2 separate regions of the Homo sapiens genome follow, and region 1 is linked to region 2. A link is a contact called in ENCODE Hi-C or POLR2A ChIA-PET data. All regions are on one chromosome and are shown on one strand. The core of a region is the stretch at or near the end of the contact, and the rest is flanking DNA. Distances in the headings are between cores, read along the strand shown.

What was found. A loop is a pair of places that touch in the nucleus more often than their neighbours do. ChIA-PET counts read pairs that join two places held with the same protein, here RNA polymerase II (POLR2A). Pooled maps may share reads with other maps.
Region 1: a loop to region 2 is called in a map of gastrocnemius medialis, with 3 times the contacts of the local background. The contact joins two enhancer-like sites. A Hi-C loop is called at or near these places in 7 of 168 maps with a recorded cell type or tissue (A673, Calu3, GM12878 and 4 more), 24 of 37 single-sample maps with no recorded cell type and 15 of 50 pooled maps. POLR2A ChIA-PET finds 5 or more read pairs at or near these places in 7 of 52 experiments (AG04450, CD4-positive, alpha-beta T cell, HEK293 and 4 more).

Annotation. Positions count from the first base shown.
Region 1 is chr20:53,658,718-53,662,334 of GRCh38, forward strand. No RefSeq gene overlaps it. Among named protein-coding and RNA genes, the nearest start is that of ZNF217, 67 kb to the left of the region's middle. RefSeq lists enhancers at 1,495-1,554, 1,565-1,624, 2,545-2,604. Within about 2 kb of position 1,479, at least 19 of the 41 ENCODE cell types and tissues checked have a DNase peak (open chromatin) inside an H3K27ac peak, as active enhancers do; they include CD4-positive, alpha-beta T cell, OCI-LY7, gastrocnemius medialis and 1 more, where a contact is called at or near this core.
Region 2 is chr20:53,827,377-53,831,087 of GRCh38, forward strand. No RefSeq gene overlaps it. Among named protein-coding and RNA genes, the nearest start is that of BCAS1-AS1, 86 kb to the right of the region's middle. RefSeq lists enhancers at 1,348-1,457, 2,724-2,868 and a cis regulatory region at 2,790-2,803. Within about 2 kb of position 1,344, at least 28 of the 41 ENCODE cell types and tissues checked have a DNase peak (open chromatin) inside an H3K27ac peak, as active enhancers do; they include CD4-positive, alpha-beta T cell, OCI-LY7, gastrocnemius medialis and 1 more, where a contact is called at or near this core.

The sequences.
Region 1 (3,617 bases), core at 229-2,728, 170 kb before region 2:
AAACTGTTAATGCAGCAACTTTCTCCGGGTTAGAGTTGGATTAACTAACAAGCTTCTGAGGAAAATATTAAAATTTCCCGTGATTTTCCACAGTGGCTATTTAATATATATTACATCAAGCAAGCAGGTAAAGAAAAGCAATACTTTCAGGTGTAAATACAGCACCTGGATTGGGTTGATTTTGGTAATTCGGTTTTTTTCCTTAGACAAAGCTAGGTTTTCAAGCCAAACAGTACACAGCTGTAGAAAACAGTCACTTAAAATTTCAAAAGGTTGCTCTGTATGTGTAATTACTATTATTATTATTATTTCAGACAGAGTCTTGCTCTGTCGCCCAGACTGGAGTGCAGTGGTGTGATCTCGACTCACTGCAACGCTCAAGGGATTCCCATGCCTCAGCCTCCTGAGTAGCTCGGTGTAAAATTACAGGCATGTGCCACCACGCCCGGCTAATTTTTGTATTTTTAATAGAGATGGGGTTTCGCCATGTTGGCTAGGCTGTTCTGGAACTCCTAACCTCAAGTGATCCGCCCACTTCGGCCTCCCAAGGTCCTGAGATGACAGGTGTGAGCCACCTTGCCCGGCCCCGTATGTGTAATTATGTATCTACTTTTATTCTTGATGTTGTTTATAAGTACATTCCCTCTTGTTTTTCTTACTCATTCTTACCAATGGACTTAAACTTAATTTTATTGGACTTTACAAAGAATGAGTGATTTTTTTTTTTTTTTTTGAGACGGAGACCCCGTCGCCCAGACTGGGGTACAGTGGCGCAATCTCGGCTCACTGCAAGCTCCGCCTCCCGGGTTCACGCCATTCTCCTGCCTCAGCTTGCCGAGTAGCTGGGACTACAGGCGCCCCGCCCGGCTAATTTTTTGTATTTTTAGTTTAGACGGGGTTTGTTTCACCCTGTTAGCCAGGATGGTCTCCATCTCCTGACCTCATAATCGGCCCGCCTTGGCCTCCCAAAGTGCTGGGATTACAGGCGTGAGCCACCGCGCCCAGCCGAATCAGTGATTTTACTGATCAAAAAGTATTGGTTGTTTTTTATTTATGTGACAACTTCCGCTCTTAAGTTTATGAATTCCTTTGTATATTAGATTATGGAAGTGTCTTTAAGAAATAAATACAATTTTAAAATATCTATCTACAGGTAATATCCACATCTCTATGTCTATCGATAGAGAATAACATTTAGGGAAACGGAGAGGGGAGAGGGAGCTAGAATGGAAAGGGCACCTCACAGATGATTTCTCCCCTAACAAATTTTTGTTTTGTTTTGTTTTGCTTTGAGATTTTACTTTTTTGCAAGAAGAATCTATTTAGGTATTAGTTGAATTTTTCATCGGTCAGGTCCAAAGAACAAGGGGGGGTGGGGAGGGGACGGCGGGAGAGTGTGGCAGGGTGTGGGCGGGGCAGGAAGAAATGGGGGCCCACCCTGAAGGCTTTCTTAGGTCCTTTTCTCAGCCATTTTCCTCCTTCCCCAACCGGAGAATTGCCCCGCGTGTGCAAGGAGCGGCGTGCCTCCACGCAGCAGCAACAACAACAGCCGCGCGAGTGGCCGCAGCGTCCACGCCGCCCGCGAGTGGCCGCAGCGTCCACGCCGCCAGCGCAAAGTCGGTGCGCACAGCCTGGCGCGAGTTCGAAGCTGGAGAGGGCTGTAAAATAGATTGGGGGGCGGGGGAGACCACGTGATTTTCTGGAACGCTGGCTCGCCTCTTTATTTTGATTCTCGAGTAAACTTACAATCCCCAAAATGCGTTGAGGGCATCGGAAAGAGTAAAGTCACGTTCCGCTGGAAAGGATCACTTCTTAAGTTCACATGAACCTATTCTTTGATCCTCCTTCATTGCTGCTTAAGATTTACTTCTCTTTCAAATCAAATAATGTGTTTCTTTCTCATTCTGAGAAAAGCTTTCAAGATGTGATTTCCCTTTTGAAACACTTTGAAGTCTTTCCCCAGCACATCCTTTCTTAAAGGGATTTGGTAAGAGGAGATAGGCCTGGAGGCCAGGGCATTTTAAAGTCACTTTCCAAATACCCTGTGTTCCCTTAAAGAGTCTTGAATTGAAACATCCCAGCTGCTGGAAGACGTTTCCAAATGTGACTCTGTGGCTGCAACACCCTAATGTCTTCTCTCCTAGGACCCTGGTGGGTCATAAAGACAGACAGAGCAGAAAGGAAGCCTTTAGTTTTTTAAGTAAAGCCACTTCCATGGGCTTCCTAAAACAACAAGGATTCTCACATTTAGTTAGTCCTCTCTGTTAGGACATCAAGGGAGAAACAGCTGAAATCCAGGGCTGAACATTTCCTGGCGCGGCTAGATTTGAAGCTTCCAGTATGTGGAGTATCACCTTCATTCCCTCTGGGGGCGTCTATATGGTTTGTGCCAGGTGGGAGCACCTGCCCCGTGGTGGCCAAAAATACTGACAGCAATTCAAGCTTCTCACTTCCGAATGAGATGTTTGTACACGAAGTGACCTTTAATTGTGTCTTAGAAACTCATGTCAGATCAACATGTGGTTTCACTTATTCAGGAGAGGTTATTACATTTCAAGCTGTTTTGTGTTAGTTTTTAGCATTTAAATGAAGTATTTTCTCTTTCATATATTTGATGTGGCTCAAAGAAGCTTGCTTCTTTTTCTTTTTTTTCCTTCATAGATTTTATTGTTTGATTAGATCTTTTTGTCAAGTCAGATCAAAGATGGCTTTTCCTTTCTTTAGGAGAGAGATCTTTTATGAAAACAAATCAATAGAACAGATTTCACAGTAAAGAGGCATTTTGTTTAAAAGATTTTGAAAAGAGGAAAAAGATTACAATGAGGGTAGAAGAGAGATGTTTTTATTTTTGTATTCTATTTGTCTGTCAAAGAGTTAGATGAAAGCAAATACTTTGGCATTCTCAACTTCAGATTTACTGTGGGGAGGCTTTGCAGACTCAGCTAGATAGACACATCCTTATAGAAGAATTCACTTTACCTTTTAGCATCTGGGAATATCCGAGAGCTGGTGGCTCCTCCCTACCTATCCCTGCTCCCTCCTAAGATGATGTAGATGCTGGATTCTTGGCTTTTTGGCATCTTTTTCAGATGAACTCCTTCACATGCTTCAAGAGAAAATGCAGGAGTTTCTAGATAGCATTCATGTTTTTGTAGCAACTTTTAGTTCCCTCTATCCAGGGGCTACCACAGTATATTGAAATGATGTGTTTACTTGGTGGCTATGCTGCTCTTTAGGGGCAGGAAAGGGCTGGTTCACCTTGTCCCTCTCCCTGCTTGTCGGAGCTCAACAAATATTTGTCAATCTGAACTGAACAAAGGCAGAAATGTGGTCAGTATTCCCTGTGCTATTTCTTTTTTTTCTTTTCTTTTTCTTTTTTTTTTTTTTTTGGGATGGAGTTTCGCTCTTGTTGCCCAGGCTGGAGTGCAATGGCACGATCTCTGCTCACCGCAACCTCCACCTCCTGGGTTCAAGCAATTCTCCTGCCTCAGCCTCCCGAGTAGCTGGGATTACAGGCACGCACCACTGTGCCCAGCTAATTTTGTATTTTTAGTAGAGACAGGGTTTTTCTCCATGTTGGTCAGGCTGGTCTCGAACTCCCGATCTCAGGTGATCCT
Region 2 (3,711 bases), core at 94-2,593:
CAACCCCTCAATACTGCCACATCGGCAATTAAGTTTCAACAAGAGTTTTGGAGGTGACGAACACTCAAACCATAGCAGACTGAAATACCAAGTTTTATTTTGGCTCAATATTGTACTAGGTACATGATCATTCTTAAATTATTTAATCTTTGAAATCATTGGTTTCCTCCAGTATAAAAGATGATAAATGATATCAGGCAACCAATTGCTGATGTATGTGAAACTGTGAAGTACTAGGCAAATGGAATATTATTTAAACATACTCTTCAATTAGTTGAATATGAAAGCTACTTTGGTGACTTCTGATTTTTTAGAATCAGAAAATTTCCTCCCTTCCTTTCTTCTTCCCTCCCTCTTCCCTCCCTCCCTCCTTCCCTCTGTCCCTCCCTCCCTCCTTCTTTCTTCCTCCCCATCCTCCTCCCTCTTTGTCTCTTCTTAATTTTTTCTTTCATCTTCTTTTTGGCTTGTTGGTTAATGTAGAGATATAAGTGTTGTAACAAATAAGTTACTATTATTTTCTAGTATGTTCCAAGAAGCAAAAAAAAAAATATTGCTTGCCTGATTTATTACCAGTTTATTCTGTTCCTGCTGTTAAAAAATTAGGGAAAAAAAAGGGAAAGGAAAGAAAAACATTTCCAGTTCGTTGAGCTAACTGGTGGGTGAGAGGCTGAGAAATGATACCATCCTTGCGAAGGCAGATATTATGTCCCAAGAGCACACGATGTGTATGTTCTCAACCTTCTGGCTCTGTTCCACCTTGGTAATAATCCAACCAGTTAATTCCGTGGGACTTAAGCTTCTGGTCTTTGTCTGAACAAATCAGAAATTGCCAGAAAATGTTAGAACAAATTGTAGATCCCAGTTGTAGTGAAGGGTAGAATATATCCCAGAAACAAAACAAATGACTTAATCCATTGTCAGATGTGGGGGCTCTATGATTCATCCCTTAAAAGAGAATTATGGTAGGGCTTACTTCCCAAGTGAAAGAAAGACAATGTGCTCTTCCATCTAATCCGATTGTAGGAAAATTTCGGAATGTCACCTTTTAGAGTAAACATTGCTTGACTCTTAGATTAGGTCTGTAATTTATGGTGCAGGATCTCCTTTAGAGTTTTCAGTAAAGAATGCTGTATTTGTTCCTTTTCTGTTTGCAAAAATAGGCGTTTGGGTGTGACATCCCTTAGGGTGATCATTATCAGTGGATCATTTTACATATTCTTGTGCCAATTCTAAAATAAGCACATATATTTCTCAACCAGTTGAGTATCTCCTAAATGATGCTTTCTTCTCAGTGGGAAGCTTTGGATACTTATGAAAAAAAAAATCAGAGTTCTTTAAGTTGGAGAGTCCACGCTGATATTCATCACAATTTGCATTTGAATAGTACAAACTACAGGAAACCATGGTTGGGGGGGGAGGTGAAATTTTTATTATGTGCTTGGCGAGGAGTCTCTGAGTGTTTATAGTTTGGGAACGGATACTAGCAGAAGGCTTTCTGTTGTTGTTAGGGACGGCTCACATTCCCTTCCCACCCACTCACTGCCATCTACAGCTCAGCTTTGGAGTCAGAATAGCACTTTTCCTACGTTTAGTAGGACTAAGAAAGATTTTTTTTTCTCCCCTTGGCATATTCCTGCAGCTGGATATTAGGGAAGCAAGGAAGCTGTTGAATAGCTTTCTAGCTAACCACATTCATAGTATTCTTTCTCATCTTCCTTCAGAGTTTCTGTTTAGTTTTGTTCTGTTCTAAGGACCTATTTCCTCTCTAATGAAATTTTCGTAGGACCCTGTTGTTTGAATGTTTGTTTCTGGACCCTTTGAGGTTTCTTTACTGGCATTGTTATTTTGATTGGAGAGCCAATTTGCTATCTGTGAACTTTTGCAGATGCGTGAATCGTGAGTGAGATAGAGAGGTGACATATATTTGAGTGTGTGGTATGGGGGAGAGAAAGAGTCACTTTTTGTGCTCTTCCGGGCACGTCTTCAAACACACCATGCTGTCCCCCACACAGTGAGTAGAATTATCCCAACTGTTTTTAAGTTTTAAAGTGCTAACAAACAGAAAAAACAATGAAAATAATTTTCTCTTCAAGGATCTCTGAGAACTCTGGCCACACCTCATTCTTAAAAGCATAATATGTGAGTGACTAGGACAGAATTCTTTCCCTGGATTCCCTTAGAGAATGTCTCACGAAATAACGTCTCATGGCAATGAATCATCGGCTCAGGATCCGACCAGTAAGCCACTGGCCACATTTCTATTTTTAAGAGTCACTAGGAAAAGTTGGAAATAATTTTAGAAAATAAAGAAAATACTCTTTGGCCTTTCTTTCATTTTCTTTTCATTTGGGGAGTAAGTGGAGAATGGGGGAAGAGATCTCATGTCTTTGATTCATGTAAAGCCAAGTTCTGGAAATATAGCAAACGCAGGAGAACTCTTTCTTAAGTGGTAGGAACAGTCCTAATTCCCACAGTTTAGGTTATCTGGTCTATTTCAAGGTTTTGGTGCGTGAGGTTTGGTGTCAACAGCATGATATGATCTGTGGTATACTTAGGGTTCCCAAATATGAATGTAGAAGCATTGAAATAATTTATTTTATTGGATTTGAATTCACTAAATATAGCCCTTGAGTCATGTATAAAATCTCATTGTTCTAATATGAAACAAATGCTGAGTTTATTGTCAAGCCTAATTAACATGTCATGAACATGGGGCACCTGTAAATGATAGAATCTGAGTTAACAACAGCTCTCTGACTGTGTGCACGGGCTGTTTGGAGGGCTTCTTCATGCTCAAAGTTCAACGGCATTTAGAGTTTCAACAGTTCACTGCTTCAATTTTTGTTTACTTTCGTTTCCCCTGGGCAGAACTCTCTAATCTGGGTTTAACTTTTTATACTATACTTGTGAGAGGTGCTCAAATTACCCTACTCCAATAATAGCATACTCTTCATATGGGAAATTTGAAAAGTGCCTCTGCCCACTCTATACAGAATTTCCTGTGCTGTACATTTATCCTGCTGAGACAGGAAACACAATTATTGTTTGGAATTAAGCTAGACCCTTGAGGAACATGAAGTTCTGCTTATGGTTTCCCCACCCCCCTCCATCATCAGACATGGGTGTTGTTTTATCAGAAATAAATAAAAACGGATAATGTAGCTACAAATAGCTACAGGGAAGGAAAAATCTATTTGTAAGATTTTTATTACTTGTGCCTAAATAAGATGGTTCTCTGAACATTTGCTGACTGTTTACAAGAGAAAAATAATTATTCCTGGCTTGTAAGCCTGTCAGGCCATCACAGAAGAAGGTACAAACTATTTCCACATTTTTTAACCCCCTCAGTTTCTCTATGATTATTCGTTGACTATTTTAGCTGGTGACACAATGAAAAAACAGAGTCTAAGCAATTTCTCTAGGAATCAAGATTTATCTGCATTTTTTTTTTTTTTTTTTTTTTGGCCAGAGTGGCGTGATCTTGGCTCACTGCAACCTCCGCCTCCCAGGTTCAAGCGATTCTCGTGCCTCAGCCTCCCAAGTAGCTGGGATTACAGGCATGTGCCACCATGTTCAGCTAGTTTTTGTATTTTCAGTAGAGACGGGGTTTTGCCATATTGGCCAGGCTGGTCTTGAACTCATGATCTCAGGTGATCTGCCCACCTTGGCCTCCCGAAATGCTGGGATTACCGGCATGAGCCACCATGCCCG